2 separate regions of the Mus musculus genome follow, and region 1 is linked to region 2. A link is a loop called in an ENCODE intact Hi-C map of the cell type or tissue named here. Cell type or tissue: heart. All regions are shown on one strand. Each heading gives the region's core, and the rest is flanking DNA. Links, peaks and the distances in the headings are about the cores only. Region 1 has its middle 5.8 kb from the start of n-TDgtc16. Region 2 holds the start of Apaf1 (apoptotic peptidase activating factor 1).

Region 1 (9,719 bases), core at 1,075-9,074, 100 kb after region 2:
TCGTAAGTTACATAGTAATCTAAAAAACATCGGGTGCCAGGGTTATTTAATATAGACAGAAATGATAATTTCAGGGGTATGTTTTGGCCTTTTTTCCTTCCACCTCTAACTCTATTAAATTTCCTCCAAAAATTGCTTCCTCCCCCCCTCCCCCCCATCCTGTAGCTTCTGTCCACTTCTTAATCTCCAATAACACTTCTGAGGTCCAAAAGGCCCCGTGGTAACTATGGTGATGCCCTTTTCTGGGAGAGTTTTAAAGGACTTGCCCTAGGTCTTTTAGTTGGCAGAGCTACAGGGAAGCTGGAACCCAGGTCAGATGAATCACCTGTTTGCCCTGCTCTGTATATGGGAGAAGAGGCACCCACTGCCTGCTTTCACCCTGTCTCTGCCAAAGCTATGCCTGTGTTCCGACACATATGTTACTGCTTACTCCCTGGGGCCTGCTAAGCAGGAGCCTGAGTCAGCTCGGATCAGAGAGCATGCAACTCACCACCTGCTGTCTCTCTTCCTAAAATGGAAAGGGAAAGCTGGTAATTATTAACCTGAACAGGGTGTGGGAGATTCCTTACTGTCAGCATTGGGAGAAGGCGCAGGTTACAAATGCCAACTGGCAGGACAGAGGACACTCAGTGCTCTGTGCGGGCAGATAGCATAATGGCACTTGATTCTGGAAGCTTCAAATTTTGGAGAGTTAGTAATCATGTCTCACAAGAGGACTCATGCTCATCTCAGCAGAGGTGACTAGGGCTGAAAGAGAACCTTATGCAGAGTGACTGTCTTAGGGTTTCTATTGCTTCGATGGAACACCATGATGAAAAGCAAATTGGGGAGGAAAGACTTCCATATTGCAGTCCATCAACAAGGAAGTCAGGACAGGGACTCAAACAGGGCAAGAACTGATGCAGAGGCCATGGAAGAATGCTGCTTCCTGGCTTAGTCAGCCAGCTTTTTTCTTTTTTTCCGAGATAGGGTTTCTCTGTGTAGCCTTGGCTGTCCTGGACTCACTCTGTAGACCAGGCTGGCCACGAACTCAGAGATCTGCCTGCCTCTGCCTCCCAAGTGCTGGGATTAAAGGCATGCACCACCACGCCTGGCTGAATTCTGTTCTTATGGTGCTTATATTGTACTGTCAGACAGACAAACAGTAAACAATATAACAACATGTTAGACATCAGTAAGAACAGAAATTGAAAGTAATAGAGTTAGAGAGTGGCTAGTTAAATAGGTGTGATTGATGGAGGTAAGCTTGGTTAAGAAGGGAGTACTGGGGCTGGAGAAATGACTCTGGTTAAGAGCACGCATTTCTGTAGCAAGGACCCAAGTTTGCTTCCCAGCATCCACATCGGGTAGCTCATAATCGACATGCCCCTACACACACACACACACACACACACACACACACACAGTTTTTTAAAAAAAGACAAACATCTTGACAACAGGAAGATATGAATATTTCCCAAGACTCGGGGAGCGTCCCAGAACATGGAGGAAGAGGATGTGGGGATTGTCATGAAATGCTGTGTTTAGATGGGAGATGAACTCACAGCATCTGTGACTACCCGCATGTAGCTGGTACAGACTGAGGCTGCCTGTGTTCCATCATGGATCAGGGAGGGGCTCATAAGGCCCCACCTGTCTGGGAAGGAGATTCATATTCCTCAGTGGTATAGCCATGGGGGCGGGGGTTCTCTGAGTTAATAGCCCTCCACCCATGCTTATGCAAACCCTAAATCAATATGCAGGTGGTGTTGGAGTGTAAATGGGGGAAGAAAGAAAGAAAGAGAAGAAGAGAGAAAGAAAGAAAGTAGGGATTTGACAGGATAATAGAGGGAGACAATACCAAAGTATGCTATATATGTATGTATGAAATCGAATGGAATGGAAAATGAAAGAGCTTTTAAAAAGTGATTATTGGGCTGGCGAGATGGCTCAGCGGTTAAGAGCACTGACTGCTCTTCTGAAAGTCCTGACTTCAAATCCCAGCAACCACATGGTGGCTCACAACCATCGGTAATGAGATCTGACGCCCTCTTCTGGTGCATCTGAAGACAGCTACAGTGTACTCACATATAATAAATAAATCTTAAAGAAAAAAAGTGATTATTTGCACAAAAGTGAAAAAGCTAAGTGTGTCTTGTTAATATGACTGATTCAAGGGCATGTGGGTCTTTGAAGAAACCATCCTAGGATTTGGGCTTTCATCCTGAGTGAAATGCCATTAGAGGCTTTTGAAGTTAACTAATTACTTTTTGGAGACAGGGTTTCTCTACATAGCCCTGGCTGTCCTGGAACTCACTGTGTCGAGCAGGCTGGTCTTGAACCTACAATCCATCTGCTCTTTCCCTCACCTCTCGTTCTGGGATCAAAGGCTGGTTTCACAGAATTGTGAGCAGAGAATGGCGTGCTCCGACTGCTGATTTAGAGTCTCTGAGGCAGCTTTGGTGGTGCAAGCCTGTACTCCTAGGCAGGAGGCAGGAAGATTTCAAGCCTGGGGCATAGTGAGATTGGGCCAAAAAAGACAAAGAAGCAAAGATAGACAAGAGAAAAGAGGCAAAAGGTGGAAGGGGTTGAGAGGAGACTGTAGGGAGTTTTGCGACAGATTTGCTGTGATAAAACACTTTGATAAAGACCAATGCAGTGAAGGGGGCCTTGTTTTATCTCACATGTCCAAATGATTGTTCCTCATTGAGGGAATCAGGGCAGGAGCTCAAGGCAGGACCTGGTGGCAGGCTCTAAAGCACAAACCGAGGATGAATAAATACTGCTTTCTGGATTGCTTTCTGCCTCCCTGCATAGCTGGTTCTACATCACTGGCCCACCTTCCTAGGGATGTTGCCACCTACAGTAGGCCAGGCCCTCCCACATCAATTATTAACCTAAATCTCTCCTCCTCAGGGCCATAGGACAAGCTGATCAAGGTAAATTTTCAACTGGGAATCCCTCTTCCCAGATAACTCTAGATTTGTGTTAGGTTGACAGTAAAAACTAACATCGCAATATAACATGATGGTTTATATATTTATCTTTTTTTTTTGTATAGTATAGAATAGAGTTTATTCAGGACATGGGGATGGGGAGTTAAGAGGGTAGGGGCCTGGGTTCTATTCACAGAGCCTACACAGTGGCTCATAACTGTCTGTAACTCTAGTTCTGGGGATCTGATCGTTTCTTGTCTTGTGTCCAGTCTTAAGGCAAAGCCAACCCAAACCTGATGCCCACCCTGACCTAAATCAAGCAATCAATCAATCAGTCAAATCAATCACTCTACCCTCTACTACCACACTCTGGGGACTCATGCTCTCTCCCCTGACAGATTGGGGTGGTAGTGGTGGTGTCAGTTTTCAAGTTGTTGGGAAATACAAATTCATTTTGGGTATGTGGAGGTGGGATAGAATAACTTCTACTTTGCACTTTGTTTATTTTATTTTTTATTTTTTTGTTTTTCGAGACAGGGTTTCTCTGTGTAGCTCTGGCTGTCCTGGGACTCACTCTGTAGACCAGGCTGGCCTCAAACTCAGAAATCCGCCTGCTTCTGCCTCCCAAATGCTAGGATTAAAGGCGCACGCCCGGTGCTCTTTGTTTCTTTTAAAAGCAAAGCAAAAGTAGGAAAAAACAAAACCAACCAAGTAAGCAAGCAAGCAATAACAAAAGGGTCTAAGGAAAAAAAAAAAAGCTGTCTGTAGCATTTTTGAGATTTTGTTCTCTTTTATCAGCAAAGTGTTGTCAGAAGAGTTTACCCATGATCAGCCTGGTGTGGTGGCTCACATCTTTAATCCCAGCATCTCAGAGGCTGAGGCAGGAGACTCGTCTGAGTTTTCAGGACGCCTTGGCTACAAAAGGAGAGTCCATCAGACAAAGATAAACAACCAAGCAAAATCCCATAAAGTAGTCAGAAAATACCACGCAGCTTTACTCTTTATGCATTTATAAATACCGAGAGAAGTTGAAAGGGAAGAAAGTAATCTGTTAGAATGTGCGGATCTGGAAGGCGGGTGGTGGTGCGCACCTTTAGCTGCTTGTACATTGAAAATTCTAGGTCAGACAGGGCTACACAGAGAAACGCTGTCTCAAAGCGGGTGAAGGGGCGGGAAAGAAAAGAAAAAGACGAATAATGTTGAATTAAAAAAAGAAAAAAAGAAGGGGGAGGGGGCGGGGAAGACATGACTACTTCCAAGTATGGCTGTGGAGGTAGGTTTATTGTAGGTAGGAGAGAGAGCACTGCCGGAGGTATCTGAAAGTGTCTGGACTGAATTGGGTCAGCAGAGTGGACCGCATTATGAGACGCATGAGAAGGGAGAAGAACGAGAGAGGGAGTGAAAGAGAGGAGAGAGACAGAGCAGGAGAGAGTACCAGGAGCCAAGAGAGCCAAGTATACCAAGAGGGCACGAAAATGTCTTGAGTTATATAGGGAAGAGGAGCTAGCAGAAGGGAAGCAAGCGAAGCTCAGGTGCTGGAGGGGTTTTAGGGTCCGGGATAGGGGTGAGAAATGCTGAGAAGAGCAAGGCCAGGCCTCTGCAACAGGTAGCAAAGATGCTGAGAGATACTGGGAAGAACCAGGCGGCCAGCATCCGCTTTGATATGTTAATAGGCACCTCAGCCGTTTGTCCAGGGTTTCTTTGAGATCTTATTTAAAAAAAAAAGTGCGATCTGTATTTCCGAATTTTCTACTAGATACCTGTTATTATCCTGAGCTGAAGAGTTTAAGGTTACTAATATGAGGCAAAACAAACAGCTCAGGTGTCCTTCCTTAGCTCTCTGGTTTTGTTTTGTTTTTTTCCTACTGTGATTCTTTGATTCTTGTTTCCTCATTATTGCGCAGCTTAAGCTGTTTTTCTAGCCCCCAGCCTGGCAAAGAAGGGGCAAAGGCGAGTGAGGAATTGAATCCAACCCTGGGCGGGTGGCTTTTCCCGGTGTCCCTTTGTCTCAAAGCCGAGTGTTCCCGGTCTTTTGTTCTCCGCAGCCAGCAGGATTTGAGATTTAAAGAAAAACAAGAGCCGAGTCTCCTTGCGCCCTCTGGTGTCCCAACGAAGTATAACCAGATAAAATCCACAAATATCGCGGCCATTTCACACAACCGAGATGCCCAAGGAGAGGAGAACGTCAGGAATCTTGGATGAATCACATACCAACAGAATTTAGAAGTGTGGATACGGATTAAAATGAACAGCAGCAGCAGCAACAACAACAACAGTAACAACAAAAACAACAGTGCCTGTGATGCAGATATTTAGGAGAACTGTAGAAGCTGGGATGTGCCAAGCAGCTCTGGGTTTGATTTCCACTAATGTTAAACACAAAACAAAACCTACCAGTAAACAGCACAGTTCTCAAAGCATTTGGCAAAGGATTATGGGTACTAGAACCAAGAAAGTCTAGAAAATCCAACGTAAATCACTCTTTTACCAATTCTTTTTTCTCTATTTATTTGCTTTTTTGTTTTTCCCAGACAGGGTTTCTCTGTGTAACCTGGTTCTCTTGTAGCCCTGGCTGTCCCAGAACTCTCTCTGTAGACCAGGTTAGCAAGATCCTCCTGCCTGTGCCTCCCGAGTGTAAAGATTAGAGTCGCGAACCACTATCCTCACTGCAACCTGTTTTTAAAAGCCAGCAACATTTCTGAGCTGTGCATTTGGAGTAGGAATAGAAGCAGGATTTTTTTTTTCTCTTGACTTTTGTTTGTTTAAATTTTCCTTGAGGGTGAGGGTAGGGGTAGGGGTAGAGTATATATATAGAGAGCTTAGTGGTTAAGAGCACTGACTACTCTTCTAGAAGGTCCAGGTTCAATCCCTGTGTCCACGTGGTGGCAGACAACTGTCTGTACTCCAGTTCTAACAGACATACACACTGGCCCAAACCAGGCAACATATTGAAAAGGTCAGCTTAGGAACTTTGGGAAGGTCATGAAACACTTGCCCCCCTGGAACCGAGAGGCTAATTAACATTCCTCAGACCACAGGGTGGGAACTGAACTTCGGGTGAGGACACATTCGGCAGGACTGACTGTTGCCCACTTTCAGACTAGGGAAGTCCTTTTCACCTCATTCTCTAAAGACCAATCAGTTTAAAGGGTGCACTGTCCCACCAATCATATTGTGCCTAGTTGCTGATGCTCTATTCTACCCTTGGAAATCATAGAAAACCTCACCTGTTGCTGGGGCACCTCTCCTTCCGGTCTGGGATGACCCCAGTGCACTGGAACAATAAATTCCTCTTGCTTTTTGAATCGATCCTGGCTCCACATGGTTCACTGAGGGGTGCCGGGTAAGCTAAGTTTCCCCAGAGTCTTACATTATCAGATAAAAGTAAATACATCTAAAAAGCTTTTTAAAGTTTGGCTGTCCTGAAACTTGCTCTCTAGACCGGGCCAGTGTCGAATTCACAGAGATCTGCCTGCATCTGCCTCCTGAGTGCTGGGATCAAAGAGTACTGAGTGCTGGGATCACTCCTGGCTGGTAAGGTTTTGCTTTAAATGTTTGGTAGGTAAGACTATAGTAATTAAGTGGCACCGTAGTTGTCTTTGGATAAGCAACACAACACAGACATAATGAAACTAAAAAAGTACCCAAAAGGTACATAGATAAAACTTTTCTCTGCGGTTCTCTCTCGGCTGACGTCAGGGTTGGCTTGGCAGTTCACCAAGGTCTTCAGAAGATTATAGTTTGTCTTAGTTTGCTTCTTTGTGGCTGTGATAAAACGCCTTGACCAAAAGCAACTTGGGAAGTTAAGAGTTTATTTGGCTTAGAAATTATGGTCTGTTCATGGCAGGAATCGGAAGGAAGGAGCTGATGCAGGGGCCATGGAGGGGTTCTGCTTACTGGCTTGCTCAGCTTGCTTTCTTATGAAACCGAAGACCTCCTACCCAGGAGTGGTACCACCTACAATGGGGGCCGTTTCCATATCAATCATTCATCAAATAAATGCCCCATAGAGGTGCCACAGGCCAGTTGGTGACGGCAATTCTGTTCTTGCAGTTAACTCAGGTTTGTGGGATACCAACCAGAACTAACCAGGAGGCTGCTTCTTATTCTTCTGGCTCTTCTTTTGACCTTTTTTCAAGACAGGGTTTCTCTGTGTAGCCCTGGCTGTCCTGGAACTCACTTTGTAGACCAGGCTGGCCTCGAACTCAGAAATCCGCCTGCCTCTGCCTCCCGAGTGCTGGGATTGCATGTGCCACCATGCCCCAATCTTCTTTTGACCTTTAACCCATCAATGTCTCCTTTTTACAAATGTCATTTTGTGGTCACAATATAATTTCTGCGGGCAATGAAGACACGTTTTCAAGGTTGGCACTTGAGTGGAAAGCCAGCCCCAGCAAACTTTCCAAATTCACCCATTTAGCAGCAAGGAGGCTTATCCAGAGTCTGGCAGGTTTCTCCTTGTTTGGTCAGCCTGTTACTGGGGAAAATGAAGCAAAAACCAAGCTTTACATTAGATATCCCAAGTATCAGATATTTACATTATGACTTATAACAGTAGCAAAATTACAGTTATGAAGTAGCAACAAAATAATTTTACGGTTGGTGGTCACCACAACATGAACTGTATCAAAGGGTCACAATATTAGGGAGGTTGAGAACCCCTGATGTGGAGCTCTGTGTTATTTTTAAGTATAGTATAATTCACTTTTTCCTTTGAGTAATGAAAATAATTTAATCATTTTATGTGTGTAGTGGGGGGCTATACCCAGAGACGTAAACACTGTGTAACTATCTCAAAGTCACCCAAGCTTTATGAAGGATACTGTTCACATCCTTACTCTTTTTCAAAAGATTTAGATCTATTTAGTAACTTTGTTGCAACTTGTTTCATTTTTTTTAATAGTTGCATTTATTTTTTTTTCTCTTATTGGAAATAGATTATTCTCTCACATATTATATCCTGATTATGGCTCCCCCTTCCTGGTTCCTCCCCACCTGTCCTCCAATCCAGATCGACCTTTTCTGTCTCTCCGTAGAAAACAACCAGGCTCTTGGGAGGCAGAGGCAGGCAGATCTCTGTGAGTTCGAGGCCAGCCTGGTTTGCAGAGCAGGACTCAGAGAGACTTCCAGGACTACACAGGGAGACCCTGTCTTGAAAAATCGTAAACAAACAAACAAACAAACAAACAAAACACGAAAAAAACCAAACAGGTTTCTAAGGGATATTAAAATAAAATATATTAAGGTAAAACAGACTAGGACGGAAACAGACAAACAAAACGGAAGGAAAACAGCCCAGGAAAAGGCACAAGAAACAGATTTAGACGCAGGGAGCCACTGATTCCCACATTCAGGAATCGCATAAAAACACCAAACTAGAAGCCGTAATACATACATGAAGGACCCGCTTCTCTGGCCAGAATGCAACCTTCCTCTTTTTAAAAAGAGGTTAAGCATAGTTTTGTGTTTATCTGTAGGGTGAATTTTCTCCGGAGCAAGTTCAGGCACGGGGTTCCCTTCCAGGGTTCCCTGGCAGCGTAGTGGTTTTAGAATGGAAGGCCTTGTTTATAACAGCAGTGGAGATGGGGCTGACGTGGTAGTTGTTTTAGGACTATGAAGGAGAACTCGTATTTTCTAGTCTGTACTAATCCGAGTTAATGCTGTGTCGCTCGTTCTCGTTAAAGTAGCATTCACTCAGTTCCTTCTCAGAAGCCTCAGTCCAGAGGAAAAAAAATTATCTTGTCATTTATTATTTGAAATACATCCCAAAATATCTTTGTTACCGTTTGTCCACCCCTCAGCCAGTATGTGGTGGGGTTGTCAGGAAACTTGGCTTTGGTGTCCTTCCTTGGGTGTCTTCAACGGAGCACAGAACAGTGCCTAGCACTCAGTGAATGCTTTAGAAGTATAACTAATCGATACATAGATTCATCGCTGGGAACTAATCGATGCATATAGATTCCTTGCTGGGTGCCTGGCTCCTTGCCACCTGAGCAATTGGGTTCTGTTAACAACAAATATGAAGGAATGGTTTTGGGGTATACAACTCACGGTGCCTGCCAAAACACACATTTGAGGCTTAGATAGATTCTGTCAAGTTGTTCCCCACAGGAGATGAGGTGGTTTACACTCCCACCAGCAATATGTCTGAGCATCTGTCTCCCTAACCTTCATCCACATGGTGTTATCAAAATTTCTCTCTGTGCCAATCTGGAAGTTTTAATTTGCATCTCCCTTATAATAGAGAAGTTTGAGCATATTTCCATGTTTTAAAGCAATATGCAATTTATTTACTGAGAACCGTTTATTTTTATCCTTTGCCCATTTTTTTTTTCTGAGGCAAATATTGGCCTTTTTCTTATCAATTTGTGGGAATGCAGATAGTTACCAGATTTTCATGTGTTTGGGGTTGGTGTTTGGTGGTGTTACTAAGCAGAAGTTAAAAAAAGAATTTATATTTAGCCTTTTTAAAAAATAGCTTCAAGATCTTGTATCATGCTTAGAAGTGCTTTTCCTATTTCCTTCTAGATCTCCCCCATTTTCCTCTTTTACTTTCAGTTTTGAGGGTTTATTTTTATTTTTTTTGTAAATCTTGATCTGTATGGAATTTTTGGAGTGATTTACATATTTATTTGTGGTGCGGGGGATTATATCTAGGGCTTTTTGTGTGTTGGGCCTATACTCCATCACTGGGTTACATCCCTAGCCCTCCATCTTGAGTTAATTTTGGTGTGATAATATAATGCTTACCAAATATTTCATATTTTCTCCTCTAAGGAAAGCTATTAACATGTTCCAGATTTT
Region 2 (9,719 bases), core at 1,070-9,069:
GATAGCATTTGAAATGTAAATAAAGAAAATGTCTAATAAAAAATTGAAAAAAAAAAGAATATTTAAAAAAATTTTTTTACAAAAAAGATCCAATGCCCTCTTCTGGCCTCTGAGGACACTATGCATATATATGTGCACAGGCATACATGCAGGTAAAACGTGCAGACACATAAAATGAAAGTTTTCTTTTTTAAAGAATACAAATTTCTAAAAATTATTTACCTGTTCTATAAATGCTATATAAACACAAATAAAAATAATTAAGGCCGCCAGGCAGTGGTGGTGCACGCCTTTAATCCCAGCACTTGGGGAGGCAGTGGCAGGCAGATTTCTGAGTTTGAGGCCAGCCTGATCTACAGAGTGAGTTTGTACACAGAGAAACCCTATCTTGAAAAAAAACAAATAATAATAATAATAATAATAATAATAATAATAACAATAATAATTAAGGCTCTATAAAAGCTCCTAATAGCTCTAAAATTTAGGGTACACATGCTACTACCTTGGCAGTAAGTAGTTCACTGGGCAAGAAAAAAAAATGGATTAAGATGAACACAAATAAATATTTACATTTGAACTTAAAATATTTTGGCACATACATTGGTCCAGAAGTGAAATACACTCTCCAGCAATTTAACTACAGTCAGAGCTACAAGCACGGTAGTCAATAGCGTGGCAATATGACACAAGTGTTTCAGGGATACAAACCAAATGAAGTTATTCCACCATCTGTGTCCTTGCCACTGGAAGACGACACAAGAGGAAGGCCACTCTGCAGAAGCGCAGCAAGGTCCTTATAGCCCTCGTGTAGCAGAGCGTTGTAGAATGAAATGTAGGCACAGTTGTCTTTATTAAGTATCATTTTAATTAAAGCGGCTGCTCGTTGATATTGAGTGGCCTGAAAAAAAAATTTGAATAATGTAAGAACGAACAGGCGAATATGTCTGCAGCACAAATTAGCTGAGAATGATGTCAATTCAATTCCCAGCAACCACATGGTGGCTCACAACCATCTGTAATGGGATCTGATGCCCTCTTCTGGTGTGGTTGAACACAGCTACAGTGTGCTCGTATACATAAAATAAGTAAGTAAATGAATAAATAAATATTTTTTAATGTTGAAGCGTAGACTACCTCGGGGCTTTTACCTGACTTTTGACCTTCTCCTCCTCTATCACTGACAAGACGCCATTACTGATCATGTGATCCATGATGTAGGATGTTTTGATGTCCTTTTCCAAAGCTTCTCTATGTTGAAGCAAACAATTGCGGGCCTTTGCATCCATTGTGCCTCAGGGTTTTCTCTCTCCTCGCTGTGGAGCATGGGCTAGAGGCAAAGCACCAGGATGCCTGTCATGACGAGCAACAGGATGTGTGAGCGCCGGATGTGTAACTTCAACGGTAATCGAGAAATGTAAGGAAAACAGGATTTTTTTATTATTATTCGTTAATTAGGATTTATAGATAAAATGGAACATTACACACAGCCATTTTAAATCCTATGGTATATATCTCAATGCAGAATATATGCTGACAAGGAAAGATAGGTCTAAGTCACTGCTAATTTAGAAAATTAGAAATAAAGCCTCAAATAACACAAAATGTGTTGTGTCACATAACTGTATTAAGAAGATGCTCAAGAGTCGTTCATCAAAGTGTTTGGGAGACTGATAGCAAGATTCTGGCTTTCTTCCTTCATAATTTTATAAAGTGTTGCCACTTTTCCAATAAACACTTTGGGTTTTTTTATAGTAAAATTTTTTACAGTAAAAATTCTCCCTTCTCTTAGGTTGAGGTTCTGTAAAAGTTTTACTGTAATACTCAAGTCCTGGTGCTTTAAAGCGTGTTTCCTTTATCCAACCTATAAACCAAGTAGCGTTGCTGATACCAGCTTCTCAACATGGACATCAGCCGCAGATCTTCACTAGTAAGCACATATTCACAGAACCACAGGAAATTCCCTCTGATGTCACTTCTTGGACCAAGGTAACGAACAAAGAGTATCATGCTTTACAGAAAGTGACTTTCATTTCCTAACAACTTCCCTACATTACAACAAAAATTATTCCACGGGTATAAAGTTCAGTTTTGAATGTTTGCAAGTTGTAAAAGCACTGACAAAAACTCCCTCCAATGTAGTAAAGTGTGAATGTCTTAAATATGCATAATCATTCCTTCATTAGGAGTGTGTGTGTGTGTGTGTGTGTGTATACACAACAAAAAGAGATAATCAGAAGATGACTGTCCTACGTGCAAAAACTGAAATAGGCACAGAGTAATATACAGAGCGCCGAAGAAGGGCAAGAATCATTCAACTTCAAAAAAAAATTTTTTTAAGACATCAAATGTTGCACTTGCAAAAATAAAGAAGTCATTCGTTTGTGCGCCCACAACTGGAATGAAACTAACTGAAGAAAAAAGGAAAATCAAAGAAAAAGAAATGACCAGAAACAAGACTAACATTTTTAGTTTCCTAAAAGTTTCTCAGCCGGGCATCGTGGCCCACGCCTTTAATCCCAGCACTCCGGAGGCAGAGACAGGTGGATCTCTGAGTTCGAGGCCAGCCTGGTCTACAAAGTGAGTTCCAGGACAGCCAGGGCTATGCAGAGAAACCCCGTTATGAAAAGATTTTTGGTTATGTCCAATAATTAAGCAAAAACCAAATACTCTACCGGGCAGTGGTGGAGCACACCTTTAATCCCAGCACTTGGGAGTCAGAGGCAGGTGGATTTCTGAGTTCAAGGCCAGCCTGGTCTACAGAGTGAGTTCCAGAACAGCCAGGGCTACACAGAGAAACCCTGTCTCCAAAAAAAAAAAAAAAAACAAAAACAAAAAACACTTTGACAACTAAGTTCCAATTTTCTCTAGCCTTACTGAACTCATATACATAAATTATATATATATATATAATATTTTTTTTGTTTTGGTTTTTTTTTTTTTTTTTTTTTTTTTTTTTTTTTGGTTTTTCGAGACAGGGTTTCTCTGTATAGCCCTGGCTGTCCTGGAACTCACTTTGTAGACCAGACTGGCCTCGAACTCAGAAATCCACCTGCCTCTGCCTCCCGAGTGCTAGGATTAAAGGCGTGCACCACCATGCCCAGCCATAAATTATATAAATTTTAAACAACTTTTTTCAAACTTTACACAAACTGGAATACTATGGGCAAATTCCCAGGGCCACAACCTCTTTGTGGCCACAACAAAACAGAAAGCCAAAACTGGTCCGAGATACAGACCACAATATAAAGGCTAAGTCTATCCAGGAAAACAGTAATAGTGGTCTACTTCCTCCTTAGATAATTTCTCTTCCTGGTACAAGAGCAGGAGGATGATTACCAAACATCCCGCGTCCCCTGATCTTTCAGTCCCTGGGAGCTACAACAGAACTTGCAAAGAGCCTGCCCAGAGGAGCTTGGGGAGGTGAGACCGAGGCAGTAAACTTACCCAAGCCTTTGCACCGGAGTTGTGCTGGGAAGAGCAGCCGGGGGAGGGTCACTGATGATAATCGAAAGAAAGCAGCCCAGGGAGGGTCACTTATGAGACTAGATTGCCAGAAAGCAGCCGGGGCTCCCGCCTGGCTTCCGGCGACCCCGCGCCCCGGGCAGGTCCTGACACCTCCCTGGGTATCAGCTGCTCGGGGCGCAGGGTGGATGCCCGGGATCTCCAAGCGGCGTCGAGGGGTGGTCACCTCGGTGGGCTTGCCTCGGGCCGCACCAGGGGAGGGTACCGGGACCCAGGGCACAAAAGCACGGCCACTCCAGTCGCCGCTTCACCCCTCTGGCGGGAGCTGCCCGGGCGGGAAGCGGACGCCGCTCGGAAAGCCGCTGCGACTGTCTCAGATCGTCGCCGGTGGCTGATGGCACACACCCCTCGCTGCCGACCCCCACACACCCCTCTCACACCCTTCCGCGAGCGGAGTGAGACGTCTGCTCCTCTAGCTGCCTCCTGGTCTCTGCCTCAGGACCGCGGAGCACTCAAACACCGCTGGGCCCGCCCAGTCCACACAGCGCGCGCCCGGGCACGCAAATTCACTCGCCCAGGGCCCGCCGCCGCGGCCGCGCGCGCGCGCCCCGCCCGGCGCGTGACCGCAAGCCCTGGTTGAGCGTTCTCGCATGCGCGGTGGGGTGGGGCTAAGCCGCGGGCTCGCGCCCAGCTAGACGTGGCACTCTCGGCCCCGCCCCCTCTACGCGCCTCTCCGCAACCTGCGCGCACCCGCGAGCTTGGGTCTCCCGCAGACTCAGTCGGGTAGCGGAATCCAGAGGCGGGGCCAGCCGCTTGAGGGCGGGGCACAGCCTTGGTGGGCGTGGCCTTCCGAAGCTGCTCTGCAGCCACGTCCCACGGCCCCCCTCCAAAGCCATCCTGGCTTCAAGATCTTCAGGGATCCAGACATGTCCGAAGTGAAGAGCCGAAAGAAGCCGGGGCCCAAAGTGGCTGCTCCTGAGCCCGAGAAGCGGAGTGATGGCAGGAAAAACCCCGAGGCGCGGGGGGACGCGGGCTGGGCGGACCCCCGCACTGGGCTCAGCCTGCTGTCTCTGGCGATGACCCTGGGCCTGGCCTGGTAAGTGTGCGATGCTGCAGGCCGTGGGTCGGGCCTCGCGTGGGCGCCTAGCACCTCGAGCCAACCCACTCTCGCTTGAATACGCTCTTTTAACAATGTTCTGGTAGCATGCTCCTGTCGCTGCCCTCTAAAGTCTGGGAACATGTCACCCAGGACTCGGCCCACACTTTATTAAGCATCTACTACTGCACGTCACAAGTTTGCACATACCTAAAAACCACTACTTCCCGTCCACTCTGTAGCTTTGCGGATGAGTTTGCTCCACCCTCCACCAAAAATCGCACTCTTAAAATGTCTGCAGCCTAATAAAAAAAAGTTCGTTGTTGCTGAGCGATAAATGCTAATGAGACTTTCTCCTATTTAGAGCTGTGTGCCTACATTAAAACTATAGTCCTTTTTTAAAGATTTATTCTTGTTTATGTGTATGAGTGTCAGTGTATTTGTGCACGTGTGTGCAGGTGCGCGAGGATCCCGCAAGAGAGTGTCAAATCCAAGAAGCTGGAGTTACCAATGGTTGTAAGACACCAGACATGCATGTTCTTAACAGCTATAAAAGACTATATAGTCTTACTCCTAAATTACAAGTTGAACTGTATGTAACATTGTAAAGAATATGTTTTCCCTTAAGACTAAACATTCGTGTTTTCTTATTGTTGTTGTTTTAGTTTTTTGATACAGGGTTTCTCTGTGTAGCCCTGGCTGTCCTTGAACTCACTTTGTAGGCCAGGCTGGCCTGGAACTCAGAGATCTGCCTGCCTCCACCTCCCTAGTACTGGTGTTAAAGGCATGTACTACCACAACCTGGCTGTATGACACATACAACCCAGCTATATACATGTATTTTTACACTTTATTTGCAGTAGTGGGGGCACCGCCATCCCGCTCAACATTTGTAGCTTTGAAACCAAGCATATATTAGTGATATATTAGTGTAAATGTGGAATAAGAGAGCTAATAGAATTCAGAAAAGACTCTGGATATCCTCCAGGGTAGAGTAGTTTTGATGCAGGTTTATTTCCAGCTTAGTTTATTGGTGACACCCTGAGTCCTTGAGTTTTTTGTTTTTTTTTTTTTTTGGGGGGGGGGGTCTATGGTTGAGTGGTTGGTTTGGTTTTTTGAGAAAGGCTCTTAGGTAGCCTAGGTTAGATTAGAACTCACTATATAGCCGAAGGTGACATTGAACCCCTGATCTTCCTGCCTTCACCTCCCAAGTGCTAGGATTATACTAGGCATTTGTACTGGGTAATGCTTGAGTACTGGGTTTTGTTATAAGTTAATAAAAACGTGTTCAACTGAAATACAGATCATTGTCCTCTTTAAAAAGAACTTTATTTAATGATAGTGTTAGTATTTGAAGAATATATTAATTCTGATCTAAATGTGTTGGATTTGCTGTTTTAAATAAACTATGCATACCTTAAAATGCATGCCTTTTTAGGTAAATGGGGACATGGTACATTTTGTATTGGGAAAGAATATTACTGAGTTATTGTTAGTTCTCTGTAGGGCAGTGTTTCTCACCCTGTGGGTTGAGACCCCCACAGGGGTAACATATCAGATATTTATATTGTGATGCATAATGGTAGCAAAATTACAGCTTTGAAATAGCAATGAAAATAATTTTATGGTTGAGGCTCACCACAACATGAGGAACTGTATTAAAGGGCCACAACTTTAGGAAGGCTGAGAACCACTGCACCAGGGCTTAATACAAGTGGTTTTAGTTGCTAAATTTATTCCTCTAGTTCCCGTTAATTAGACAAAGCCTCATAATCCACTAAGAAACTATGTCATAGAATGTTCAGCTTTTTTGATAATTCAAGTTCAAAAAATGATTCCGTTGAGTCAGCAAGATGGTACATTTGATAAAAGCATTTGCTCTGCAAAGCCAAAGGACAGCCTGAATTCTATCCCCAGCATTCACACAATGGAAAAAGAGAACTGAATCCCCAGAGTTGTCCTCTGACCTCCATACATGCACAGTGGAACACCTGTGACCACACACAGAGAGACAAATAAAAATAGTAATGAGGTGGAGGGCAATTGAGAAAGACAACCAGCTTCAGTCTCTGACTTACACACACACACACACACACACCACAACACACACACCACAACACATACACACACCTTAAAAAGTTGTGCTTCATCTTAGGGATTTAACATTAAGGGTTAAATTAAAGACAAAACATGTTAGTTACACTGATTAGAAAGGTTATTTATAAGCTGAGCTTTGTCTCTCCAAAGTGATTTTTTAAATGTCAAATCAAAATTATAAAGCAAGAGTGTAAATCTGTATCCAAAACTTTATCTATTTACGTTCATTAAGAAAAACTAATAGTGCCGGGTGGTGGCGGCAGCGGCGAACGCTTTTAATCCCAGCACTCGGGAGGCAGAGGCAGGCAGATTTCTGAGTTCGAGGCCAGCCTGTTCTACAGAGTGAGTTCCAGGACAGCCAAGGCTATACAGAGAAACCCTGTCTCGAAAAAAGCAAACAAACAAAAAAACAGAAACAAAACCTAATAGTGATATATTATTTTAAAATAACATACAGTTAATATATTTGGAGTTATTTAAAATTTATATTGAGAAATGTATGTATTTTCAGTATTGCTGTAGACAAACATCTACATAAGACTGTTCCATTGTTGTCTTATAATCAAACAACTTTTATAATAATCATTTTTATTGTTACAATATTTTATGAATTTTAAAGAATATGATAAAAATCGAAAAGTATTGCAGGTTTAGAAGGGAGGCTCTTTGGGAGGAGTTGGGGTACAAAGGGAAAGAAGAATGTGATGTAAGTCTTATTTACTCAAAATATGTTTGTTTTTTTTTTTTTTTGAGACAGGGTTTCTCTGTGTAGTCCTGGCTTTCCTGGAACTCACTTTGTAGACCAGGCTGGCCTCGAACTCAGAAATCCTCCTGCCTCTGCCTCCCCAGTGCTGGGATTAAAGGTGTGCGTCACCACGCCCGGCTTCAAAATATGTTTTTAAATGTTAACAAATTCAGATAAATTGAAATTATGTATCTTTTCTCATCATAATGCAATAAAACTTAAATCAAAAAAAAAAAGCAAGAGTGTAGCTCAGTGGTAAGGGTGTGATATGTGCAGGTGTATGGTGGAAGCCTCACAGCAACATCTGTGCCTCTCACTCTCCACCTAATGTCTTTGAGAGAGAGTCTCACTGAACCTAGGACTCACCAGTTGGCTAGACTGGCTGGCCAGAGAATTTTAGTGGTCCTGTTTCCTCTCACCCTCTCTCCTCATGTGCTAGGGTCACAGATACAGAGGGCAAGCACTTTCCCATTGGGCCATCCTCCCAGCTCCTCAAAAGCTCTTTTAACAAGGAATAGGATTCAGAGCTTTCTCTCTCATCCAGTATAACTTTCTCTCTAACTCGCTCTTACCCACTGATCCATCTCTCCAGCCCCCTCTATAAATCTTTTAATATCTTAGCTAACTCTATTTCTAGGGGTTTTGTTGTTGTTGTTACTAGTGTTAGAAGAGTTTCATATAAAATATGGCATTATACTTTAAACACTTACTGGTTTTTGTTGGGTGATTTGAGTTTTGGGTTTTGTAGAGATGGGGATTCACTAGATAGCCCTGGCTGGCCTGGAACTCACATGTATGCCTCCCAAGTGCTGGGACTAAAGGTGTGTACCATGGCTGGCCTTTTTGGTTTTGTTTTGGTTTTTTGAGACTGGGGTTTAGTCTCAAACTTATGGCAATTCCTGTACTTCTTCCAAGTACTGGGATTGCAGACATGGGCACCATACCCAACCTTGCCCTGGTTTTAAATAATAGAATACAGTCAGTGTTCCCTTCAACATTAGGTAGCTGTAGATGGTATGAACTGATGTTAAATGGGCATTGACCCTAATAGTAACCCTGTAATGGACCATAACTGCTTCCTGTTATTATTTGCTCTTTCTCAGTACCAAGTTGAAAGAGAGGCAGAGAAATCTAAGTCCTCAGTCATCTGCCTGCCACCATGTTAGACTCCCTCAGAGGTGGTGCTATGCGCCATTCACTAACACAGAATCCTAAACTTGCTTGAGGCCTAGATAGACGGCAGCAGCTGTGAGGGAGGGAAGATGCTTTTGGAAGGTCCACACTGAAAGCTGACCCCTCCTGGGTCCCTTTTTCCTGCATCTAACACGTTTAAGACTTCACCTGTGTGATAGTGAAGAAGGCCCAAACAAAGTCCTGCTCCCATAGAGACTTACAAGTGATCGATACATCTATCCCCTACTTGGTTTGTTACCAAATGGGCTCCCTAGTTCAGCTTAGTGTTTAGTGGTAGGACTACGACTATGACCAAGTGCAAGCAGAAGGGAGTCATACTCCTTTGAACAGACAACTGCAGGCATGTAAGAGAGATGGGAAAGTGCACAAAGGGGTCCAAAAGAGAGGGCTAAGGAGTACTAACTTGCCTAACATTCACAAGACCCTGAGTACCTTCAGGACCACAGAGGAAGGAAGCAAGGACAGAAAAGGGAAAAAAGTCATTATTCTATGTGCTTTTATAAACATGAGACTATTTTATTTCTCAAAACCCCAGGAGATATTATCATTCCTACTTTCTAGATAGGAAACAGGAGTAAAGATAAACTTAATTTGTCAAAAGTGGTTGGTTATAGTAAATGCAGAGCCAAAGGAGTCTAGATGTTTAACCTGTGTAATATGTTGCCTCCCCTCAGTGTTAATCCAAATTAAGATCAAGTTTCTGAAGCACAAGGTAGTGGCCCATGCCTTTCATCCCAGCACTGAGGAAACAGAGGCTGGCAGATCTCTGGGAGTTCAAGGCCAATCTAGACTACATAGTGAGTTGTAGAACAGCCAGGGCTACATATGAGACCGTATCTTGAAAGAACAAACAAACAAACAAAAACCTGGGAATAGAGAGTTGGAGATAGATGCTCAGTGGTTATGACTACTTGCTACTCTGACAGAGGACACAGGTTCTGTTCCAAGGGCCCACTTAATGGCTCACAGCATCTATAACTTCTGATCCCCAGTTCTGGCTTCCTCATGCACCAGGCACATGTGTGGTACATATACATACATACATATAGATAAAAACTCAAACATTAAAAAAATAAATAAGGGAGCTGGAGAGATGGCTCAGTGGTTAAGAGCACTAGCTACTCC

Evidence for each region. Hi-C counts contacts between places; a loop is a spot of excess contacts. Peaks named below come from ENCODE experiments on the same cell type or tissue, not always from the same donor. Only the 100,000 strongest peaks of a DNase experiment are listed, where the experiment ranks them.
Region 1: it touches region 2 in a loop (2.4-fold over the local background); 1 of 42 quality-filtered maps calls a loop at or near these places.

What each region holds. Positions count from the first base shown.
Region 1 is chr10:91,183,077-91,192,795 of GRCm38, forward strand. No RefSeq gene overlaps it. Among named protein-coding and RNA genes, the nearest start is that of n-TDgtc16, 5.8 kb to the left of the region's middle. In heart, for the core only: CTCF peaks have their summits at 2,037 (motif pointing left) and 5,016 (motif pointing left); a DNase peak (open chromatin) is centred at 5,005; H3K4me3 peaks cover 1,271 bases; H3K27ac peaks cover 2,093 bases.
Region 2 is chr10:91,078,739-91,088,457 of GRCm38, forward strand. It overlaps Apaf1 (apoptotic peptidase activating factor 1), which reads right to left and starts at 4,005. Exons shown (of 27, transcript NM_009684.2): 1 at 3,445-4,005; 2 at 1,149-1,350; 3 at 709-898. The coding sequence starts at 1,286. It overlaps Ikbip (IKBKB interacting protein), which reads left to right and starts at 4,301. Exons shown (of 3, transcript NM_026166.2): 1 at 4,301-4,558. The coding sequence starts at 4,389. In heart, for the core only: no CTCF peak of the experiment used is centred there; a DNase peak (open chromatin) is centred at 4,213; H3K4me3 peaks cover 2,317 bases; H3K27ac peaks cover 1,988 bases.